Linked DNA regions of Homo sapiens: region 1 is linked to region 2. The links are chromatin contacts, found by Hi-C or POLR2A ChIA-PET in ENCODE. All regions are on one chromosome and are shown on one strand. Each heading gives the region's core, a stretch centred on a gene start or an enhancer-like site at or near the end of the contact. The rest is flanking DNA. Distances are from core to core; before and after follow the strand shown. Region 1 overlaps ATP6V0E1 (ATPase H+ transporting V0 subunit e1). Region 2 overlaps FBXW11 (F-box and WD repeat domain containing 11).

Region 1 (3,771 bases), core at 1,224-3,723, 1.1 Mb after region 2:
AAGGTCGAGGCTGCAGTGAGCTGTGTTTGTGGCCACTACACTCCAGGGCAGGTGAGAGAGCGAGACTGTCTGAAAAAAATATTATTTATTGATTAGAGACAGGGTCAGGCTCTGTCACCTAGGCTGGGGTGCAGAATGGCATGATCATAGCTCACTGTAACCTCAAACTCCTGAGCTCTAGTGATCCTCCCACCTCAGCTTCTGGAGTAGCTGGGACTACTGGTGTGTGTCATCGTGCTGTAGAGAGTCTCGCTATGTTGCCCAGGCTGGCCTCAGGTGATCTTCCCGCCTTGGCGTCCCAAAGTGCTGGGATTACAGGTGTGAGCCACCACGCCTGGCCTAAATTTATAATCTGCCTGGTACTGATACTTGTACAAAGAGGCTGTTCTGCTGGCCTAAGGAAGAGAACAGAAAATTATCCCTAGATTAAGTGAAAGATATTATGAGGCTTTCACACTACTACAAGAAACAAGTAGCTCTGGTAATTACCACTCCTTGGCCTGATGTTGTTTTCCTAGTACATTGTAAATATAGTCTGTTTAGGGCATGATGGCTCATGCCTGTAATCCCAGCACTTTGGGAGGCGAGGATGGGCACAACGCTTGAGCCCAGGAGTTAGAGCCCAACCTGGGCAGCATGGTGAAACCCTGTCTCTACAAAAAAATATAAAAATTAGCCGAATGTGTTGGCGTGCACCTGTAGTTCCAGCTACTTGGGAGGCTGAGATGGGAGGATCATTTGGGCTCAGGAGATTGAGACTGCAGTGAGCCGAGATCACGCCACTGCACTCCAGCCTGGATGGCAGAGCAAGACCCTGTGTCCGAAAAAAACAAAAATAAAACAAAACAAAAAAAAAGATGGTGTTGAATTTAAGCTGCTAGAAAAAGAAAAGTGTCATTTGTCACCTACACTCGAGATAGCCAGAACGGGGAGCAAGCTACAGGGCAGCCTCCAGTACAAGACCAATGCAAGGAGCCCGCTCCCCAGGAGCCTGGCCCCAGAGCAGAGTTCGCCATGCCTGCGGAACCTCCCCTCCATGCTATAAGAGGGAAGGGAAAAATACAGACTCTTGAAACTGCGGTGAATTCATTAGATTCCAGCACAATCAATCTCAGTCAGCTTCATTCTTCCTGCTTTCTGTAACATAGAGTGTTACTTGTGCTCCTCATTTCAGCAGTGTCCTTGGTTACTGGACCTTTTGCCACAGCCCTGCAAAACCTGGCCAAACTTGCACCAAGTTGATTATCCTGTGTTTCATATTTTGTTGAGCATCTGTGCATTTTAAAGTGTTGGCTTGGTTAACTTTCTCGATGTTAACTTTTTGCCTTCCTGAGGAATGTATGAGGACCAGTTACCAGAATGGTTTTGTTTTGCAGGTCACGAGAAGAGAATGCCTTCTAGATGCAAAATCACCTCCAAACCAGACCACTTTTCTTGACTTGCCTGTTTTGGCCATTAGCTGCCTTAAACGTTAACAGCACATTTGAATGCCTTATTCTACAATGCAGCGTGTTTTCCTTTGCCTTTTTTGCACTTTGGTGAATTACGTGCCTCCATAACCTGAACTGTGCCGACTCCACAAAACGATTATGTACTCTTCTGAGATAGAAGATGCTGTTCTTCTGAGAGATACGTTACTCTCTCCTTGGAATCTGTGGATTTGAAGATGGCTCCTGCCTTCTCACGTGGGAATCAGTGAAGTGTTTAGAAACTGCTGCAAGACAAACAAGACTCCAGTGGGGTGGTCAGTAGGAGAGCACGTTCAGAGGGAAGAGCCATCTCAACAGAATCGCACCAAACTATACTTTCAGGATGAATTTCTTCTTTCTGCCATCTTTTGGAATAAATATTTTCCTCCTTTCTATGGAAATCTGGGCTCGGTGTTTGTAAAGTTCATTTTTATAAGCTTTTCTATCGCTACATAATGCCTTTTTAAAAAATGATTTTGTAGTCTAAACTTAGGTTGAGTATATAAACCCTGCCATGTAGCTTGAGATGCCTGAAAAGACTGGTAAGTGCGTTTCTTAATCGTTCAGTAACTATTTGAGTGCCTACTGCAGCCAAGGCACTGGAGGGATCAAAGATGTGTAAATTTGGAGTCCCTGCAAGTTCACAAGCTATTTGGAGAGATAAGGTTAGTATACATAGAACTGTAATATAAGGTTGTGTTGGAGCATTGTCCTTAAAGATGGTACCATGGTGAGCAGTTCAAGGTTACCTGCCAGCTGCAGAACAAGGCAGCAAATGCTCCTGAGATGGAACCATCACAGCCTCAGACATAGGACTAAAGAAGTCAAGAGTGATTAAAAAGCCAGGGGCAGGAGACAGTAATTTTGTATTTCAGTAGCAGGCATCTCGATACACTAATTTGAGAGCTTTATTACTTTTAAGAAATTAAAAATTAAAATGAACCTAAATTTTCACCAGCTCATGGCTTTTTGACAGCCAGCCAAGAATGGATTTCCTGTTTTGCAGTTTCTACTTTCTATTCCTCCCAAACTGTCTGAACTCATTACTTTGCTATTCTTATGACCAAAGTGAGTTTCAAGTTGAAGTGACTCTCCTGCTCTCGTTTCTTTTCATTCTTTACTTTTGTTTTGCGCAGTCTGTTAGGCAACTCCATGCTTTACGTTTCCAGCAGGAGGGCCACATTAGCTAATTTCATGGAATACATGAAACATTGATGATTTGAAGTTGAAGGGGGCTATGGTGATATAGGCTAACCCCATCATTTTATGGATAAGGAAGCTGAGCCCAGACAGGGAGAATTTCTCGCCCAGCTTAATGCAGTTGGTCAGAGCTAGACAGGGGAGTAAGATCCATGTTTTCTTTCTTTTTTTCTTGAGACAGAGTCTCACTCTGTCGCCCAGGCTGGAGTGCAGTGGTGCGATCTCAGCTCACTGCAACCTCTGCCTCCCGGGTTCAAGCAATTCTCCTGCCTCAGCCTCCTGAGTAGCTGAGATTACAGGCACCTGCCACCGCGCCCGACTAATTTTTGTATTTTTAGTAGAGACAGGGTTTCACCATGTTGGTCAGGCTGGTCTCCTGACCTCGTGATCCGCCCACCTTGGTCTCCGAAAGTGCTGGGATTACAGGTGTGAGCCACCGCGCCCTGCCATCATACTATTGTTGAAATGTGGGAATGACGAAATCAGCTCAGGTTTTATGAGAGGAAACTCGGTAAATTCCCTTTGCTCAGGAAGTCACTTCACCCTTGAGCCCTAGTTGTTTCATTTATTAAATTCTTGAGAAGGTTCAGTGCCATTAATACCTAAACCCAGGCACATGTTCTCTCGTCACCTCACCCTTAATAGCAGAACTGTTTGTTAACAACATGATTAGGCATCGGAGATGGATGTTGGTGAATCATATTTTCCTGACCGTTGCCACACTCCATCCAGTGTTTGTCAGGGCCCAGACTGGAAGGACCTCCATTTAGCCCGTTCAGAGGATACCGAAAATGTTCCTGCGCTCCAGAGCCCTTCCAGGCGAACGTCATGTGGCCTCCTGGGACAATCACTAGATTAGCAGAGGTCCTAGGTTTGCCATCTTACTCCCATCACTCGCTAGCTGTGTAACGGGGCAAATCATTTAATTTCTGACTCTCAGTGTTTTCATCTGTAAAATAGGGATAATGCATACCTTTTCTACTATACGAAGTTGTTACCAAATGAGATTTTGGCGGGGAAGGTGATTTGTGAATTATAATAATACATCAAGAGTATTTTCCAAATAAATGACCAAATCCCCAGGGTACACTGACAGTACTTT
Region 2 (4,273 bases), core at 1,754-4,253:
TAACCTCTGATTTAGAAATCTGCCTTATTATAGGTTTTCTATAACTCCCCCCACCACCAATCTTTTTATTTAATCCACTTCCCACAGAATCATTACCAGCTTCTTCTCACTCCTGTCATCATGATTGAAGTAATCAAGTTGAGTGGCTGTTCCATTAACCAAAAAACTTATCTGAACTTATATCTATCTGCACATAGTAAAGCAATTAAGACATTCTCTTTATTCTCCAGGAGCTCACAGAAGGCAATCTTAAACTTATAATGTAAATACACATACACACACACACACACACACATATATATATACATACACACACAAATATGAACTTAACCCACCCAAAGGAAGAGGATGCCTGAACTAATTCATAAAGGGTAAGTAGGAGGCAGCCAGGGGAAAAAGAGAAAGACATTCCAAGAAGAATACATAGCATAAGCAAAGCCAAAGAGGTAAAAAATGAAACATCCTATGCAAGTATCTGCAATTAATTTAGCATTAAAATACTTAAGTGTGAGATGAGAAAGGCTTAATTAGAGAGACAGGGAGGGACCAGAGGTCTCTCTATCAAACTTGTGACTTAATCCCGTAGAACAACAGGTCTTAAACTCTGTGCTACAGCCCATCAGTAGTTGGCCCAATGCTTCTCAGCTGTGTCATCCAATTTTACATCAATGTGAATGACTTTTTTTTCTGCAACTCAGCAGATACACAGTTTGTACAATATCTGTCAGAGAGGAATAGAAACAGATCATGCAACACAGAGATGGAGGTGGAGGTGGACAGGGGATGGAGGTTTTTAGATTAAGAGGTAAGGGGTGAAGCATAACATCAAGCCAAAGCCAAGCCAAATCAAGCCAGCAACAAAGAAATATCCCATGTTTTCTAGAACTCGTGGAGAATATTTGCCGCAAACGATAAAAGAAGTCTGCTCAACAGTAACCCAATGACAAAGAGTGTAAGCAGATAGTACAAAAACCAAGGATGTTTTTATAGATATTATATTACGGATTTTGTTAAAGACCAGAGTGTTCTGAATGTGTTAAATTCCTTTAAGTGAGACATCCAAAATTTTAATATTCAAATCACTGCTACAGACAATGATGAGACAGCTATTAAACTGTTTTAAGCAAAGGAATGACCCTTGGCAGCTGCAGCCAAGCATGATTTGCAGAGAAATAAGGATAAGTCTCTTCGAGAATCTATAAGATAGCAGCTCATTTTTGTTTTACAAACAATGCAATTTCTTTCAGATGGGCTACAAAGAGTAGACACAAGAACCAGCACTTACCAACTTTCATACTCAGTCTAGGTCCTTTTTTCTCCCCCCACAAAACTTCCACCAGGCCCTACTGATAGAATATCAAACAAAGAGTGCCATGATAATGATGAAGAAGAGAAATAAAAGATCAATTTCATGGGGTAACCATTTGGCAGTAATGCCCTTTCCACTGGGAATCTCTAGCCATGAGTGAGGACTGGGTCTTGATGAATCAGACAATAGGTGGGCTCAAGGGGAGTACATAACTCCAGCTCTCTAAACCTAGACTTGACAGCTAGAGTCCCCATTCAGTTTCTGCTGAAGACTGCCAAATAAACTAAGCATTAAAGTTAACCCAACTTAGGAATTATCCTATTGTGTCTCATCTCTCAGCCTGTTGCTTTTCAAGAAGCAGCAGTGTTTGTAATTAAAGTAAGGACAAAGCATTCAGAAGAGTCTTCTAAAATTCAGAACCTAGGCTTCCACTATTAATGTCTGATGGCAACCTATAAGAAAGAGCACTCTCACCACCATAAATGCATTGTTTTTAAAACCAAGAATCACAATGTAGCAATCAGGTTGTTAAATAAAAGTTAATTCACGGTTTAAGGCATTTTCTATAACCTTTTATAGAACTGAATATTGGCCCATTACCCTAATGTGCAAAATACTTTCTTTTCCTTATAATGGCATTTTATTATAACAGAATTTGATAGTAAACATGTGACATGTAACCAAAAAGTTTACATTTTAATTCTTAGCAACTGTATTCTAGAATTATGTTCTTGTCATAATATTATATCACAGGGTATATTCAGGCTGGGATATATGTTAAGGGAAGAAAAGGGGATGCAGAGAAGTAGGCAGGAAGGGGAGAAAAAAAATAAGGATGAGAAGAATGAGGAAAACCAAAATTTACTATCTGCCAAGTTTTTAGATTCAAGAACAGCCCAAAAGTAGTGGAATCAGGACTCAAAGTCAGAGGCCAAACTTTGCTTAAACACCACTATAATTTTTTTAATTAATGTCCAAACAATTTTCATCTTGAATTATTCTAAGGTAAGATATTAGAACCCATCCAGGCAAGATGGCTCATGCCTATAATCCCAGCACTGTGGGAGGCCAAGGCAGGAGATTACTTGATGTCAGGAGTTTGAGACCAGCCTGGCCAACATAGTGAAAGCCTGTCTCTACTAAAAATTACAAAAAATTAGCCAGGCAGGTGGCACGCACCTATGATCCCAGCTACTCAGGAGGCTGAGGCACGAGAATTGCTTGAACCCAGGAGGCAGAGGTTACAGGGAGCTGAGATCATGCCATTGTACTCCAGCCTGGGCAACAGAGTGAGACTCTTGTCTTTAAAAATAAAAAAAAAAAAAAAAAGATATCAGTACCCAAAAGCATTAAAACTAAAATGGATCTTCACTGTAATCTCTCTGGTAGAGAGATGAAGGGTAATGTTCTTTTCAAATTTTTATTCATCCATATTTTCCGATTTTTCTCCAATGACCACCTAGTACTCATATTAATACCTTAATAATACCAAGTATAATTTTAAGTGATGACTTATTTTGTTTAATTATAAAGAGTAACTTGACAATTTTTTTTTAATGGGGCAGTTCACAACATATTCATGTAGTTTGGCTCTGTGTCCCCACCCAAATCATATCTCGAATTGTAATCCCCACGTGTCAGGGGAGGGGCCTGGTAGGAGGTGGTTGACTCATGGGGGTAGACGTCCCCCTTGCTGTTCTCGCGATAGTGAGTTCTCACAGAATCTCATTGTTTGAACATGTGTGGAACTTCCCCCTTCTCACCCTCTCTCCTGCATCAGCGTGGTAAGACATGCTTGTTTCCCCTTTGCCTTCAGCCATGATTGTAAGTTTCCTAAGGCCTCCCAATCATGCTTCCTGTTAAGCCTGCAGAACTGTGAGTCAATTAAACCTCTTCTTTATGAATTACCCAGTCTCAGATAGTTCTTTACAGCAGTATGAGAACGGACTAATACACAATTTAAATAAAAACATATTCTTTTACCAGGAATTAATTTTGAGTCCATCTTAAACATCCACAGTTTAAAATGTGTTTAAATGCTCAGTGCTAGAAAAATATTTCACCTAGTGGCCCTTGGAAACATCAAAATCATAATGGTTTATTCCTGAGGAAATCCAAAGGAAAAAAAAAATCATCCTTGTCCACTTTACAACTACCACCCATGATTCAAAAATGTCACCAAGTTTTTCAGAGCTCTTACAGAAGCTGGAGGAGGAAAGAATTAGATGTTTGAGGTGGGAAGTGGAATCTCTATTCTAAGCAGCATGACAGAGAACAGGATGTAACAAAATAATCTATTTCCGGCATAGCCACATGGATCCTCAGTTGTACTAGGACCAGCGTGAGGTTCAGCTGCCAAGGGGGAACAGAATCCCCCAGCAAGCTCAAGGTTAAATCAGTCTGAACCCAATCCCAATGAGGTTTTTCCAAGATCCATAAATCCTGAGCCTGGAGATAATTTAACACCTAAGTACATCTGGGCCTTTGTTGGTTAGCAGCTGTGGTCCAACTAGGAAAGTTGTTCAGGACTAGGGCGAGACCTCTCAACCCTAAGTTTAATCTTTTTCAATAAAAATGTTAAATGACATGAAAATTAACAAAGAAGGATAAATTGGGAGGGGGTACAAAGTGAGTACCCTATGGCTATACCGTACTCATTAACTCTCATACCACCTCTGGCCAAACAAGCAGCTGAGTTTTACAGACAAGAAAAACTAAGGACCACAGACATCAAATCACTTGCCAGAGGTCAAGAATGGCAAAACTGCATTCTATCTGACTCTAAAATCCCTGCTTTCTTCCCTTATCTATAATTGCCCGTCACTTCCTTTACCTGACATTAAACTCCGTAGAGCAGCAAGTTTCCCTGATTTATTTTCAAATTTTATCTACCTGTCACTCATCTATATTGCTGATTGATACAATCTCTGGTATGCAACTCTGCAATACATAGTCAAGACTTGA

Evidence for each region. Hi-C counts contacts between places; a loop is a spot of excess contacts on that map. ChIA-PET counts read pairs that join two places held with the same protein, here RNA polymerase II (POLR2A). Pooled maps may share reads with other maps.
Region 1: a loop to region 2 is called in a map with no recorded cell type, with 3 times the contacts of the local background. The contact joins two enhancer-like sites. A Hi-C loop is called at or near these places in 1 of 37 single-sample maps with no recorded cell type and 2 of 50 pooled maps. POLR2A ChIA-PET finds 5 or more read pairs at or near these places in 1 of 52 experiments (activated naive CD4-positive, alpha-beta T cell).

What each region holds. Positions count from the first base shown.
Region 1 is chr5:173,033,023-173,036,793 of GRCh38, forward strand. ATP6V0E1 (ATPase H+ transporting V0 subunit e1) reads left to right here. Exons shown (of 4, transcript NM_003945.4): 4 at 1,377-2,423. Among named protein-coding and RNA genes, the nearest start is that of SNORA74B, 14 kb to the left of the region's middle. Within about 2 kb of position 2,474, at least 11 of the 41 ENCODE cell types and tissues checked have a DNase peak (open chromatin) inside an H3K27ac peak, as active enhancers do.
Region 2 is chr5:171,962,913-171,967,185 of GRCh38, forward strand. All of the region lies in intron 1 of FBXW11 (F-box and WD repeat domain containing 11), which reads right to left. Among named protein-coding and RNA genes, the nearest start is that of FBXW11, 42 kb to the right of the region's middle. RefSeq lists enhancers at 2,853-3,147, 3,126-3,175. Within about 2 kb of position 3,004, at least 3 of the 41 ENCODE cell types and tissues checked have a DNase peak (open chromatin) inside an H3K27ac peak, as active enhancers do.